2 separate regions of the Homo sapiens genome follow, and region 1 is linked to region 2. Evidence: read pairs that join two places in POLR2A ChIA-PET (ENCODE). Cell type or tissue: GM12878. All regions are shown on one strand. Links, peaks and the distances in the headings refer to the core of each region. The heading gives the core; the rest is flanking DNA.

Region 1 (7,973 bases), core at 923-5,922, 120 kb after region 2:
TCTAGCCCACTGTAGTTGAGCTGATACCTGAAGCCAGCACATCTTTGAGTCTCACCCAAGGCTCACGGCTTACTACCCGGGTATTGCTGCTGGTTTTTGAGAGCCCAAGGGCTCTTTAGTCAGGAAGTGATAAATCCTGCCAGGACTGGGTCCTTCCCTTCAAGGCAGCAGGTTCCCTTCTGTCCCAGGGTGTGTCTAGACACATTGTCTGCGAGCTAGGACCTGGAATGGGGGCCTCATGACTCTGCCTGTTGCCCTATCCTTTAGTGGCTGAGCTAGTATCCAAGATACAAGACAAAATCCTCTTTTCTCTTTGCTTTCCTCTCTTAAGCAGAAGAAAGGAGTCACTTTTGTTGCTGCAAGCTGTGCTGTCTGGGGTTGCCGGAGGGGTGGAGCAAGCACTTCCTTAGCTACCCTGACTGGTGTTCCAGGTCCACTGGCTCTATGTCCAGCACAGCACTAGTACTTGCCTAGGAATTGCAGTTCTTGTGGCCTAGACTGCGTTTCAAGTTTATTTAGGACCTCAGAGCATTTTAGCCCTTGACGCTTGCCAAAGTCAAGTTCTGACTGCTGGGATGGGTGATTTCCCTCTGGCTAGGGCTGGTCTAGACTCTCCCTTCATAGGCAGGTATCAACAGAGTTTAAACTGGTTTTGCTTTCCACTGTGACAGGGCAGCACTGAGTTCACAGCAGGGTCCCACAATCACTGTGCTCTCCCTCCTTCAGGCGCACAGATTCTCTCTCCATGCCATGCAGTCCTGCCAGGGGATGGGGAAAGGGTGGTGTGAGCAATTCAAGACTGTCCTTCCTACCCTCTTCAGTGCCTCTTTCAGCAATTTAAAGTTAAAACCAGGTTCTGTGGTTGCCACCTGATTTTTGTGTGTAGATATTTGTTAAATTGGTGCTTTTTGTGTGTAGATAGTTGTTAAATTGGCATTCCTGTAGGGTGGACAAAGGCTTCTATTTGACCATGTGGTTCAGCCCTCTTCCTTGATTACTGCAGTTCTATATGATGTTTTGAAGTCGAAAATTTTGTTTTTGTTTTATCTTTTTGCTTTTTAAATCATAGCCACCACTTGGTATGGCTTTTCTATTTCCTTTCTTGCTGTGAGCTCCCATACCTGGTTGCTATTAGGGTAGCCAATTATACAATTCTCTCTTCTTTTTAAAACCAGCTCATCTTAATTATATGCTTTGGTCTGGAAACCAAAAAACAATGTTTTATGTTGATACAATGTCCCCACCATGTATAGGCTACCAGCACAGACAGAGGATAGAAATAACAGCCCCTGATAGTTTTGGAATGGAGAATATGCTATCTCACTTACTCCCATGTTGACATAGAAAGTTCATAATAAAGGAAGTGATTGTCTTACTTTATTCTCTGGTCATACCTCACCGGGGGTACTGAATTTTTATCTGGACATCATTATATGAGTTTTTCTAGTAAACACAACTTGCTCTCCCTCTGGGACATGAATTTTATCCCCATGTAAAGCTCTGTGCTGCTGATAAAGTTGTCTTTACTCCTTGCTTCTGACCAATCAGGATATTGCACTCCTTTGCTGACAGTGATTGGTCCAGGAGAAAGCATGTGACACATTCGGAGCTACTGAGATGCAGTGAGACTTTTTCTGGGATTTCTGAGAGATTCCCATTCTTCTGTACTAGACTTGAGGTTGTAAGAAGGTAAGCCTGGACCTCTTTAACCATCTTGCTATGCTGAATGAAATGCCTGCCTAGATATAGACCCTTCTTAGGAGAAAACAGAGCTGAGAGAGAAAAGAGACAATGAATCTTGATTCTGGGGGTCTTCTGTGAGCCCCTGTATCAAATCATGCCTTCAATGAATCTTACTCTGGAGATTTAAACCGTGCAAGCTAGCTTAAACTAGGTTTTCTGTCACATGCAACCAAAATAGTTTTAATTGATTCACACGGTTTAAGAGAGATACTGATAAATTAGAACAAGCCCAGAAAAGAATGGCCAGGGGGTGAGTGTGATCAGAATTGTGTCAGAGGGGGGAAATTGAAGGCTGTTTGGCTTGACGGAAGGAGGTCTAGTGTGTATGTGTCCCAAGAGACAAAGAATGTTAATGATGCGGGGGTGGATACTAAACATAGAGTTATTTTCCAATATGTAAGAGGGTTTCAGTGTAGAGAGTGATTAGATTTGTTCCATTGGGCTCCAGGGAGATAAATTGGAATTAATAATAGGAAGATCCTGAAAACAGATTTCAACTAAGTCTTAAAATTTTAACAGTTTAACGTTTCCTAAAATGGAATAAATTGCACTAATAATACGTCTGCTCTGTCTAGAAGGGTTTTAAGTGACTTATCAGAGATATTGCAGAGTGGATTCAAGCAACTCGATGGATGATGCTTTTGGAACTTCAATTATTTGAATATGAACTTCACAATTTTTTGCCATATGATAAAGACACAAGTTGTACCACTTTTGGTTTAATATTTTCTTTGCATCAGCTCCCTTTTATGTCGAAGTAAGTTTATTTTAAGATGAAACTTTAAATCACTACTGTAAATGAAAAACAAGTACCAATGACCAAAAATAAATAAAATAAAACAATGGGCCAGGCGCGGTGGCTCATGCCTCCAATCCCAGCACTTTGGGAGGCCGAGGCGGGCGGATCACAAGATTAGGAGATCAAGACCATCCTGGCTAACATGGTGAAACCCTGTCTCTACTAAAAATACAAAAATTAGCTGGGCATGGTAGTACGTGCCTGTAGTCCCAGCTACTCAGGAGGCTGAGGCAGGAGAATCACTTGAACCTGGGAGGCGGAGCTTGCAGTGAGCCGAGATTGTGCCACTGCAGTCCAGCCTGATGACAGAGCCAGACTCCGTCTCAGAAAAAAAAAAAAAAAAAAAAAAGTTATTCATATCGAAATAGCAAAAATATACCTGTGATCTAGTTTCTCTTTGTTAAATGAGAACTTAATAGTTGAAGCTATGATAACACACTGATCATTTCTCTTTCTCTGTTCCAATGGATTGAAAGACAATTGAATGGGAAATGATCTCACTAAGCAATTCAACGTTTGTAATATCATGCCTATGTGCTGCCTGAAATCATCAATCTATTCACACATTCTGAAAGCCCACAATATGGGTGTGATTCACACCAGCGCTTCCTAATCTTTTCACAACTTGTCACACAGAACTATATTTGTTGGCACACTGGGGTAAACTAAGGCAGCTGCTCATCATGTGAGTTAACTGGCCTAAGGGAGTTAACTCTAGCCCAGGCAGCACCCCCACCCCACCTGTGGCAGAGGAGATGGATATATTGTCACACTGGTAAATGTCCCAATTAATGTTCCATTAAGAGTTCTTTCTATGAGTCTATAGTTCTATACTATTAACTCTTTTAAGTTTCTGCTTCAAACACTTTCTTTGAAGTAATTTCTTTTTGAATATATGTCTGAGAGCTCACAGGCTGGCTAAAGACCATCTCTGCACCTTCTGGAAAATTCTCTTGGTATCTCCCTTTGCACATACAACAGAGGAGCAGCCCTGAAATCAAGTTGCTACGCTACAACAGAAAAACAAATCCCCCTTGCTCCCTGACCACCAAATGAAACCAAAGACAGCTTCTTGGATTTATGCTACCCTTTTCTCTAAATGACACACTGGAAAATCTGACTCAGTAAATAAGTGAGTGTGTGTTTAAAGAAGCCCTCCTCACAATCCTTCTAATCTTATATGTAGAAATGCACTTTAATTCTGAAAACAACTGGTTCATTCTAAACCAAAGAGACAATCAGGTAGAGCAAAATTGTGTTTAAGAGCAGTAGCTGGGGCTACCTTATTTGGAAGAATTTGGAGTGTTGTTTGGGCTGTCTGCAGCTCTTTGGAGAACATCTGATACCAATTTACAGATTCCATGATTCATTAAAGGATTTTGGTTTGTTCCTATTCCTTTAGTCCTCTGTAGTTATCCTAAAGATTTCCCCACAAACAGATTTCAGTATTTTCCTGAATGGAGACGTTATTTCTCTGAGTTTATTTGTGTGTGTATGTGTTCTGCGTAGTCTTTTTTTTTTTTTTTTCTAGTTGTGGTGATTTATGTTACTGGTATGAGTCTTTCAAGTTCCTTTCTTGGGTGGGAGATCATTTTTGGCTTCAAACTAGAATGTCCCAGAATAACTGCTGGTTAAAAGACTCTTTTTGTGTTGCAATTTTAAGGAAGTCTCATGGTTGAAGCTGAGATCTATCTATAGACACCAAATAGAGTAGGAATATTTATATCCCTGATTTCTGCTCAAGGATTCCCATTATTTCAAAACACATTTAGCCCAATTCTCCACTCAAGCCTGGAAGAAGCAAAGCGGTGGGTGGCATCTAACGACATTACAGTAAGAGGCAGGATCGTAATTCTCAGTACATTTCAATCTCCTGGGGACCTTGTGTTAAAATGCAGATCCTGATTCAGAAGGTTGAGAACTGGGCCTGAGAAGTTTTTTTTCTAATGGATTCCCAGGTGACGCTGGTACTGCTGGTCCATATAGTATTTCCCAAATTTGCCTGAAGCTGATTCACCTGGGGTGGTTGTTATATAGGCAGACTACCAAATCATTCCCTTAGGAATTCTGATTCAGAAGCCTGAGCTGAGGTTCTTAATAACCCTTCCTTCCAAGAGCTCCTCCATCCTCTGGTTCCAAGCTAGTACTTCAACGGATTTTATGGTACTCCTCTGCTACTCCAGGCAGTTTCCTCCTCTGTTCTCCTACCTCCCACTCCTCTCCTTTTCTTCCTTCCTTTTTTTCCTTGCTCAATATTTGTTGGGCATCTCCTGCGTTAAACGCTGGGACAGTTCTGAATAAAAGCGCTAGTCCCTGCCCTTGTCTAGTAGGGGAAACAGACAATAGTCAAGTAAATAGGCAGATAAACAGGAGAATTACAGTTTGTGACGTTGCTGGTAATTAGCGACTATTTGGGGCTGGAGGCATGGCAATAAGAAGAATTTACCAAGACAGTTGTAGGTAAAGAAAAGCAAATTTATTAGAGAAAGCACAAAAATCTGTTGCAAGGGTGCAATGGGCAGGTCAGCAAAAAGGAATTGACTGCAAAGAGACAAAGGCTTGCCGGGGATTTTATAGAATGGTGTTTGTGCTGTGTGCTGAAGACGGCTTTGTGCAGTATCGATAATGCCAAGGTTGCAGTGAGCTAACTTGACTTCTTCTATCACCCAAGGGTCGCTAGGTGCAAGAAGATTGTGAATTATTTGCACAGGAGGGCTATGTGTCCTGCACATGAAGAAAGGCAGGCTTATAGCTTATCTGCCTTCTCCTTTTGCTTTCCCTAGGTCCTGCCAGCCCAACTCCCCCTCCCTAATTAGGACTCCACATGTGATACATGTTAAGAAGGAAATAAATACAGCGATGTGCTGGAGAGGGATGGGGAGGAGGTTTGAAACTAAACCAGCGTCATCAAGAGAGCTCTTCCAGGAAGACAGTTAAACTGAAATTCATATCCAATACTCCAGCCTAAGCCACACTACTTGTTGAATGTGCCCTGTGTTTGGGAGACCTACTGCCTTCATTCATGCTGTTTCTTTCACCATGAGTGGCTTCTCACTGATTCAATTTGCAATTATTTAAAGACCAACCTAAATGCCATCACTTTCACCCAGGTTTCCCAGCATATGTGAAATCTCTCCCCACTGAGCTCCCAAAGCACCTGCTATACTTCCATTCCTGTCTAGATCATTCTGCCTTAAACTGCAGTTGCCTTGTGATGTGGGTGCATTTTGTGAGCACACACTGTTTACCCACATTATCTCAAACTATTCAATAACACTGGTAGGTTATATTATTATCTACATATCATAGATAAAGAAACTGAAATTTGGGGAAGCTAAGTAACTTGCCTGGAACTACAGAATAAAGTGACGGAGCCTAGATTCAAGCGATGACCTCCCAGTTGATCTGTTTTATCTCCCGTAGTAGGCCTTAAGCAACATGGAGGAAGTATTATATCTTTGTATCCTTAAATTAAAAAAAAAAAAATCAAGTTGCAGAAGAGCGCTTGCATTTGTGTATCATAATGGAGAAAAGAACAAAAGAAGAAAACAGAATTCCCCTCCCATCTTGCATAAGTTTCCCAGGGCTGCTGTAACAAAGTACTCCCGACCGAGTGGCTTAAACACCAGAAATGTATTGTCTTGCAGTTCTGGAGGCTTCAAGTGTGAAATCAAGATGTCAGCTGCTCCATGCTCCCTCTGAGGACACTGGAGAGGTATCTGTTCCAGGTATCTCCTGGTTTCTTGTAGTTCCTTGGTTTGTGGCAGCATAATGCCAGTCTTCATGTGGCAATTTCTATGTGTGAATCTCTGTGTTCATATCTCCCGTTTTTATAAATACATCAGCCATATTGGCTTAGAGGCCCACCCTACTGACTTTATCTTAACTAATCACATATGCAACAACCCCATTTCCAAATAAGGTCACATTCTGAGGCGCTGGGCATTAGGACTTCAGCATATGGACTTTGAGAAAACACAATTCAGTCTCTAACATTCTACTGTGTAGCTTCTATCACAATGCTGATCCCTAAACCAGGGAACCTGATGTAGTTTTCCTATTTGCCTTATCCTAAAGGCAACACTGCAGAGGGGTTAAATGATCAATTTAGACAAGTTCAGGAGCTCAGTTCAAAATAATGGTCTCCACAATTTTTGTTTAACAAAAATGAATACACAAGTTCTGTATATCCATACAAGGAAATATTACAAAGTGAGTACACTTTTACATATAATTTATTGAGTTTTTATTATGTACCAAGCATTGTGCCAAATGTTTTAAACATGTAATCACAACAACTCAATGAGGTAGGAATAACTAGCCTTATTATACAGGTGGTGAAGCTGAGTTTTGGAGTTCAGTAACACATACAGGGTTACCAAAATTGAAGCTGGTTTCTGTCTTCAGTAGATTCAGTCAATCATGAAAGCAAAAGAGGTCACCTGCACAACATGAAAAGCTTGGTTTGCTTTAAGCTGTCATAACCTGTAATTCTGTCTGTCCCTCACTAAAGAGTCAGGCCATTACTGTGTATAATATTACAATACCTACATATTAATTTGATAATACTTAAAAGACTTTACAAAAATTATTTCAAAATGGGATAAGCTTGGTAAGTTTCACTAAGTTTTTGCAGTAAAAAAATGAAATACTATCATCAATAAATGTTGCTATCAAGAAGGAGGAAGGGCTAATAATTTAAGAAGGCCTAAATGAGAATAGGCTCAGACACAGTATTTCATAATGCAAAATATGTTAGAATGTTGCAAAGTCAAAAATTTAAATATAAAGTTCAACCAACCACAAGGCACAGGTCACATGAATATTAAGAGTATTGAATTGGCTGAGCATGGCTTTTGCTTAATAGATTGCAAAATTCCTGGGGACAGGGATTCTCCCATCTGAGATACTCCCATCTGACTCATCTTTGTATCCCTAACAATGTCCAGGACATTGCATATAACAGGTTTTAACACATTAAATTAAATAATTTTTTTAAAAAGTGGCTTATCTTTCTTGACAGAGACAAGCAGCATTTAAAGTTAAAAGAAAGATGGGTAATGTTTTATCATGTGTCAGAAATTGTTTGAAGTTCAATCAGAGAATGAGACAGATTCTATTATCTCCATTTTAGAGATAACAGAACAGAAAGATTAAATAGCTCTCACAACTGGAAAGTGGTAGCAGTAGGAATCCACACCTGTGTTGTTGACATTTACAGTTCACATTCTCAACCATTGCACTATAGTGGCAGATAACATGACCAGCAAACAGCCAGAGCTTTGTTTTCTAAGAAATTCGTCAACTGAGATGTTTACTAGCATCAGCCTATCATCAGTAGTGTATAGGATGTTTACTATCATCAGGAGTGTACAACTCCTGTTAGAATTCAAGAAATACAGTGTAGGGATTAAACACTCTTATTTTTGCC
Region 2 (7,973 bases), core at 1,278-6,277:
CTCCATGACTACTAGGGACCCTAGTTCTGAAATAGCATCTCTTATCATCAACTCTGGTCTACAGAGGAGAGCCACCACTCACCTCAATGACACTGGTGTCCTCTACCAGCAATTTCCTTATTGCCTTGATGCATAAGTCCTCCATACTCTTTCAAGAATCATATTTAGCTGATAAGTTTCCAGTTTCACATAGTAGACCCTGTTTAGCATGTACACTTTGGTGGGCCTTTCAATCCCTTCCTCCACTCTGCCTGGCAACTCTGGCACCTCCACTTGATTTAATAGGGGCCACTGCTCTTACAATCTCCTGAAGTCCATCCCAACTAGAAAAACTATTGGCTTGATTGATAGTTTATTTTCATTTCACCCATATATTTCACTAAACTTTCTTCTGGCTTAGGATTCAGCTGGAGTGATGTGTGATCCTGAGCTCTGATTGGTGTTCCAATTTTTCCCATAAAATTGAGGTTAATACAAAGTGCATGAGATCATTATAATCAGCTCAGTAAAAAGAACTGTGGGCACAAGAAGAGGTCAGAGAGTCCACAGAAGAGGAACAGACCCGGGAACAAATAGCTTAAACTTACAAAAGAGCTAGCATGAAGTCCTATTTTTCAGGAAGAGGTGTCTATATAAGGCCAATGTGAGGTTCATTTTCAGGCAATTTATTAATGTTAATTGAGAGCTTTTTCTTCGTTTCAAATATTATAGCCTTATTTTTCCTGTCTGAACTCAATAAACAGCTAGTAAAATTAGCCAACATGGACAAAAATTAACACGGAAAAGGCCTGTGGTCATAAAACACATTAACTATTCAGCATTGAGACTATTTTTATTTCTATCTTCTGCCAGAAAATTAGCAGCAATTAAAACTATAATTTTTTTTCTTATTTCCATATAGGCCTGAGAGGTTAAAATAGAAAGTTAAATAACGTGAGTGACATACCAAATGACCCAGCAAGTGTTTGACTGAGATAAGTTTTAACACTTCTGCTAAAAAATTGAAAAACTGTCACTTCCTTGTTAGAGCTGAAAATAGTCAGCTCTTACAAATTGTTCTTCCTGATGCAAATCCATATTAAGCTTTGTATTATTAACACGAATCACTCAAAACAATTCCAAATGGGACTTAGGGAGAATTGTGTAATAAATAATACTAGATTGTTGATAAAGCATTTAATCCAGTTTAAATGAGTGCTTTACCCCAAGAGAGCTGACTTGAGCTTTTTTTCCTTTCCTTCTATAAATTCAAGGCCTACATACAAATTCAATTTAATAAATATGTATTATGCAGCTGTTAGGTAAAAATTCAGTGACTAGGTGCTTCCAGGACTACAAATGTGAAGAAGATGTAGTGAATACTATGTAAATTACAATGTAATTGTGGTAATGAATATGAAAAATGTATAATTTATTACAATGGAAGGCAGCATAAAAACTGACTATTCAGTGAAGGTGTGGATTACTTTTAATGTGATGAAAAAGGAATTTATAAAAGAAATGATATTTGGGGTAGGCTTAGAAGTCTGTGCAGCATTTCAGAAGTTGGTGACGGCCCTTTAGGGTGATCATTCTGGGGAAGGGTCTTTCTTTCATGAAACAGGTAATGGAGAACTGAAAGCTCATGGTGTGTTCAGAGAACAGCTAGCAGAGGAGAGGAGGAAAGAAGAGAAGGAAGGAAGAAGATCAAGCTGAAATGGTACTACGGGGACTCTTAATGCTCCATTAAGCCAAATGGTTTGGACTTCATCTGTAAGTAATAGGGAGCCAATGAAGAGTGTGGGACAGGAGAGTAATTCAATTCAGTATGTATTTTGAATTGATGGCTATGATAGTGACTAAGGAGAATTAGAAAGTAGAGGCAGTTAGACTAGTTCGGTGGCTGTAGAAATAGTCTAGGTGGGAGAGGAGGTCACATTTCAAAGGACCTTGAAGAAATGGGCACCTGTGGTGGAGATATTGTGTTGTCTCCCAATGTCTGTTTGTTCCTTCTTGCTTTACTTATAACCCCCCTCACCTTTCACTGGGTGCATCTCCATTCGGCATAAAGATTAATCCCTGCCTCCTTGGCAGTTAGATGGGGTCATGTGTCTAAGGTCTGGCTAGCAGACATAAATGGAAGCAGTCTCTGCAACTTCTGCAGAATGACCCTAACGGAAGGGATTCACTTTTCTTTATCTTTTCTCCTTTCTGATGGTTGGAGGCTGGCCATGGTGGCTACAACTGGAGCAGCCATTTGGGTGGTGAGGTGAGTTCAAGATGGAAGCCAAGCACAACCTAGAAGGACCCTGACTCCCTGACACCATGGTTTGCCATATGGGACCTGGACTGATTCCCTTTGGAACTTTATCTGAGAGAAATAAACTTCTGTCTTGCTTAAGCCATTTTTATGGTGTCTTTCTGTCATTTGTAGCTAATCCTAATCCTAATTTTTACATTATCCTTCCATAAGCTGTGAAGAGCCACAAAAAGTTTTATGCGGGGGAATGAAATGATGAATATCATCTATTGCAAGAGATTCTATGCCCGCCATGTCTTGAAAGAACTGCAGACACGCAATGCTTCAAGCAACAACACACCTTAGGAGACCACGGCAGCCACCTGGTTTGAGAGGGGACCTGGACTGAAATAAGGCAGCAGGAAGGGGCTATCATTCCCTGAAGATGCCCACAGCCCTTTCACAACTCCCATGTTTTTGCTCTTACTATTCCTTCTGATTAGAAAGATCTCACCTTCAAGACCTACCTAGTCCTGAAATGATCTTCGGCATTCTCACAGAGTTTTGTTTTCCTACAAAAGTTTGTCCACTCATTTCTTTGTTCATGCTATTAATGCTCTCTCAAACACATATATAAATCCGATGGTGTCTTTCCTGGTTAAACTCCCTGGGCAGACAAAGCACTCCAAGAACTAAACATCATGGAGCACTTACTGTGCACTGGGCAGATTGTTACGCCCTTTATATGCACTGTCTTATTGAAGCCTCTAAACATCTCTATGAGGTGAGTAGCTTCTCTCCAAGAACGCTGGACTTCCCTCAAAAGCAGCACTCTCTCCTGGTCATCCTACATAGGCAAGGGGATATGTTGTTGTTGATAGTGTTGTTTCTGCCTTGGCGCCTCTCGAGTGGCCATTGGAAAGGTGGCTGCCCCTAGAGCTAGAGGCTTCCAAAAGGGGGTCATTAACACCTGTTGTCTTCAGATTTCTGTATTAGCCACAACTCTCAACAACAACAAATAAACTCTATGTCTTTTATATATTTAAATCACTGATCCAACTTAACAGATACTTACTGAATACCAATTCTGAACTTTGCATTCTACAGTTTATTTTGGTGAAGAAAATGAAAAAAACACAGTTTTATTTTATTTTTCCATAGATTAGCCAGTTGTTCTAATACCATTTACTGAAAAAATAATAGTACTTATTTCCCTCTCTGGTTTGAAATACTATATTAATCATTTATTTTAAACTAATTTCGCATATGTGTGTATCTATAGGGATTTTATAAACTCAAATTATTCCTGGGAATATAACCTTGTAATTGTGTGGAGTTTTTAATACTCTTTTTTTTTTTGTTTTTTTTAAGACAAGCTCTCACCGTGTCACCGAGGCTGGAGTGCAGTAGTGCAAATTATAGCTCACTGTAACCTTGAGCTCCTGGGCTCAAGCAATCCTCCCAGCTCCCTGCCACAGCCTCCCAAGTAGCTAGGACTACTGGTGTGGGCCATCATGCTAGGATAATTTTTAATAATTTTTTTTTTTTTTTAAGAAACAAGGTCTTACTATGCTGCCCAAACTGGTCTTGAACTCCCGGCCTCAAGCAGTCCTCCCACCTTGGCCTCCCAAAGTGCTGAGATTACATGCATGAGTCACCATGTCTGACCCTAACTATTTATTTTGGAATAATTACAGACTCACACGAAGTTGCACAAATAGCTCAGAGTCCTGTGTTCCCTTCCTCGCAATGGTGACATCTTATATAACTACAATATCAAAACTAGGAAATTGATATTGGCAAATTACTGTTAAATAAGCTACAGCTATTCAATTTTTCACCATTTAAAAAACATTCATTCACTATTATGGATGTGTGAATAGTTCTATGCAATTTTATTCCAATATATAGATTCGTGTAACCACCACCACAATCGAGAAACAGAACGATTCCATTACCTATTTCTTCATATTTGCACCTGGCCCTCACGTTCTTCCACCTGTTCACCCACTTTTCTGTGTACTGGCAACAACTAACCTGTCTCCATTTCTATCCTTTTGTCATTTCGAGAATGCTTTATAAATAGAATCATTACTGTACATAATTTTTTGAGAGTGACATTTTCCACTGAGCATGTTGCCCTTCAAGTCCATCTAGGCTGTTGCATGTACCAATAGTGCATGTTTTTTGGCTAGGCGTGGTGGCTCATGCCTGTAATCCCAGCATTTTGGGAAGCTGAGGTGGGCAGATCACTTGAGGCCAGGAGTTCAAGACCAGCCTAGGCAAGTAGAGGAAACCCCATCTCTACTAAAAATACAAGAAATTAGCCGGGTGTGGTGGCTTGCACCTGTGGTCCCAGCTACTTGTGAGGCTGAGGCAGATGAATCACTTGAACCCAGGAGTCAAAGGTTGCAGTGAGCTGAGCTTGTGCCACTGCACTCCAGCCTGGGTGATGGAGCAAGACCCTGTCTCAAAAAAAAAAAAAAAAAATAGTTCATGTTTTTTGCATTAGTAAGTAGCTTTCTGTTGTATGGATTTGGCAGTTCATTCAACCATTCACTCATTCAAGGACATTTGGGTTGTTTGCAATATTTTGCTATTTATAAATAAAATGGCTATGAACATTGGTGTACAGATTTTTGTGTAAGTTTTCATTTCTCTGGGATAAATTCCTAAGATTGCAACTGCCAGGTTATATGGTAAGTGCATGCTTTGTTTCATAAGAAATTGCCAAATTATTTTCCAGAGTAGCTATACCAGCAATGTATGAGAGACACTGTTTCTCTGTATTCTTAGCAGCATTTAATATTATCATTACTTTTTTTTTTTTTAATGTGGTGTCTTGTTCTGTCACCCAGGCTGGAGTCAGTGGCGCGATCTTGGCTTACTGCAACCTCTGCCTCCTGGGTTCAAGTGGTTCTCCTGCCTCAGCCTCCCAAGTAGCTGGGACTACAGGCACGTGCCACCACGCCCAGCTAATTATTTTGTATTTTTAGTAGAGACGGGGTTTCACCGTGTTAGCCAGGATGGTCTCGATCTCCTGACCTCGTGATCCACCTGCCTAGCCCCCCAAAGTGCTGGGATTACAGGCGTGAGCCACGGCACCTGGCCACATTATCACTACTTTAAAAAATTGTGATAAAATTCACACATCATAAAATTGACCCTTTTGTGATAAAATTCACACACCACAAAACTGACCCTTTTAAAATGTGTAATTCAGCTGTTTTTAGTATATGCACAAAGCTGTGCATGTATGACCACTGTCTAATTCCAGAATATTGTAATCATCCCCCCCACACACACAAAAACATATCCACGGGCAGTCATCCCCCATTCCCTGTCCCTCCTCTCATCCCCTAGCAACCACCAGTAGACTTTCTGTCTCTATAGATTTCCCTATTCTGGACATTTCATGTAAATGGAATTATAATGTGTGACCTTTTCTGTTAATACTATTTTTAATTTTAGTTGTTCTAATAGGTGTGTAGTGATACCTGATTGTGGTTTTAATTTGTATTTCCTTAATGACTAATAGTGTTGAACATCTTTTCATGTGCTTATATGCCATCATTATTTCCTTTTTGGTGCAATATTTGTTCATATCTTTTGCCTGTTTTGTAATTGGATTGTTTACTATTGAGTTTTGAGAGTTCTTTCTATATTCCAGATATAAGATCTTTATCAGACATAAGGCTTACAAATATTTTTTCTCAGACTGTAGTTTGTCTCTTCATTTCTCTTTACAGGGTCTTTCACAGTATAAAAGTTTTAGATTTTGCTAATTTATTAATTTTTCTCTTTTATGGATCATGCTTTAGATGACATGTCTAAGAACTCTTTGCCTAGCTCTGTCTCAAATACAAGAACACAAAAGCAAAATCATAATCATAATCCACTGAAAGTTAGTGATATAGAGAAAAATCTTAAAGGAACTAAGAAAAGAAAAAGCTAAAATGGTAAGAACTTGTGAACACAGAGAATGAAATGACAGGCACTGGAGTCTACTTGAAGGAGGAGGGTGGAAGGACGGAGAAGAGCAGAAAAGATAAGTATCGAGTACTGGGCTTAATACCTGGGTGATGAAATAATCTGTACAACAAACCCCCATGACATGTGTTTATGTATGTAACAAACCTTCACATGTACCCCAAACCTAAAATAAAAGTCAAAAAAAGGAGCTGAATACATATAAGGATGAGATTATCATATTAAAGCCAGAATACATTGGAATAGCATCTTTAAAGTGTGAAAAGGAAGTTACAAAAGGAACAATGAATATTTCGTTTCCTATATGCACAGGGAGTTGGCCTTCCACAGTCAGAGCTGGTTAAGCACACTCTATAAGGTTGATGTCTGTCCTTAAGGCCGATGCTAGCGCTGTGGGGATGGCTGTGGCTGATGCAGGGAAGAAAGATGGCTGCCAAGGAGGATAAGGAGAGCAAGAATAAGCTAGAGCTCACAGAGCAAACTGGAACCATGTCAGCTCCCGTTGCCTCAGGTCTTGGTGGTGTGGGTGTCCTGCAGAATCTGAGATTCTTCATGAAGAAGCTAAACACACGCCTGGGCCAGCAGTCAGAAAAGGCGAAGGAGGACCTTGGGGAAGGTGGAGCAGTTGAAGGCCTGGCTGCTGTCTCCCACCAACAAGAGATCCAGATGATAAATGACAATGTGTATGAGCTACAAAAATGTCTGCTGCTTCATTTCCTCCTGATCTCACATAAGAATCTCCCCTGTGACCCTTCCTAATCAAAAATGCACACTGAGGAGAATTTGTAGAAATGTAATTGAGCTCTACACTCACATGTAATATTTCAGTTTATTTTAGCAAAATTTTAATAAAGTGGACATGGTGATAAAGATGTCTGGAAATGGCCAGGCATGATGGCTCATTCCTCTAATCCCAGAACTTTGGGAGGCCAAGGTGGGATGATCACTTAAGGCCAGGATTTCAAATCCAGCCTGGGCAACATAGTGAGATCTTGTCTTTACACAAAAATTAAAAAAATATATATATCTGGGTGTGATAACATGCACCTATAGTCCCAGGTACTCGGAAGCTGAGACAGGAGGATTGCTTGAGGACAGAAGGTTGAGGTTGCAGTGAGCCATGATTGCACCACTGCATTCCAGCCTTGGTGACAGAGCAAGATCCTGTCGAAAGAAAGAAAGAAAGAAAGAAAGAAAGAAAGAAAGAAAGAAAGAAAGAAAGAAAGAAAGAAAGAAAGAAAGAAAGAAAGAGAGAAAGAAAGAGAGAAAGAAAGAGAAAGAAAGAAAGAGAAAGAAAGAAAGAAAGAAAGAAAGAAAGAAAGAAAGAAAAGGAAAGAAAGAGAAAGAAAGAAAGAAAGGAGGAAGGAAGGAGGAAGGAAGGAAGGAAGGAGAGAGAAAGAGAGAAAGAGAAAGAGAGAGAAAGAGAGAGAGAGAGAAAGAAAGAAGAAAAGAAAAGAAAAAAGAAGGAAGGAAGGCAGGCTGAAAACCATCTGTAAAAAGCAGCATGCATATCTGGTTGCTTTAGATCTGGTTTATTGTGGTAACCATGCCCCAGAAGAGTTTCAGCAACTGTACTTACTGGAAAATATTATCTGGCTAGATCTCAGTAGAAAACAAGTCTTCCCCAGGTGGAATTTTGATAAAAATCTGTTAAATGTACACAGATGAAGGCAGAGTGAAGCAAAGCAAGAAGGAAAATTGGGGCATCGGAAGAAGCAACAGTAGGAAGTCTTTCCCTCCCAGAGTCCTGTGCAGCCTGGAGCGA

What was found. ChIA-PET counts read pairs that join two places held together with the same protein. Peaks named below come from ENCODE experiments on the same cell type or tissue, not always from the same donor. Only the 100,000 strongest peaks of a DNase experiment are listed, where the experiment ranks them.
Region 1: POLR2A ChIA-PET joins it to region 2 with 13 read pairs; 2 of 35 experiments call an interaction of 5 or more read pairs at or near these places.

The regions. Positions count from the first base shown.
Region 1 is chr6:144,245,066-144,253,038 of GRCh38, forward strand. No RefSeq gene overlaps it. Among named protein-coding and RNA genes, the nearest start is that of TRL-TAA1-1, 33 kb to the left of the region's middle. In GM12878, for the core only: no CTCF peak of the experiment used is centred there; a DNase peak (open chromatin) is centred at 3,578; H3K27me3 peaks cover 208 bases.
Region 2 is chr6:144,123,043-144,131,015 of GRCh38, forward strand. It overlaps LOC105378036 (a long non-coding RNA gene), which reads left to right. Exons shown (of 4, transcript XR_943089.3): 4 at 1,583-2,384. Among named protein-coding and RNA genes, the nearest start is that of STX11, 23 kb to the right of the region's middle. In GM12878, for the core only: no CTCF peak of the experiment used is centred there; no DNase peak of the experiment used is centred there.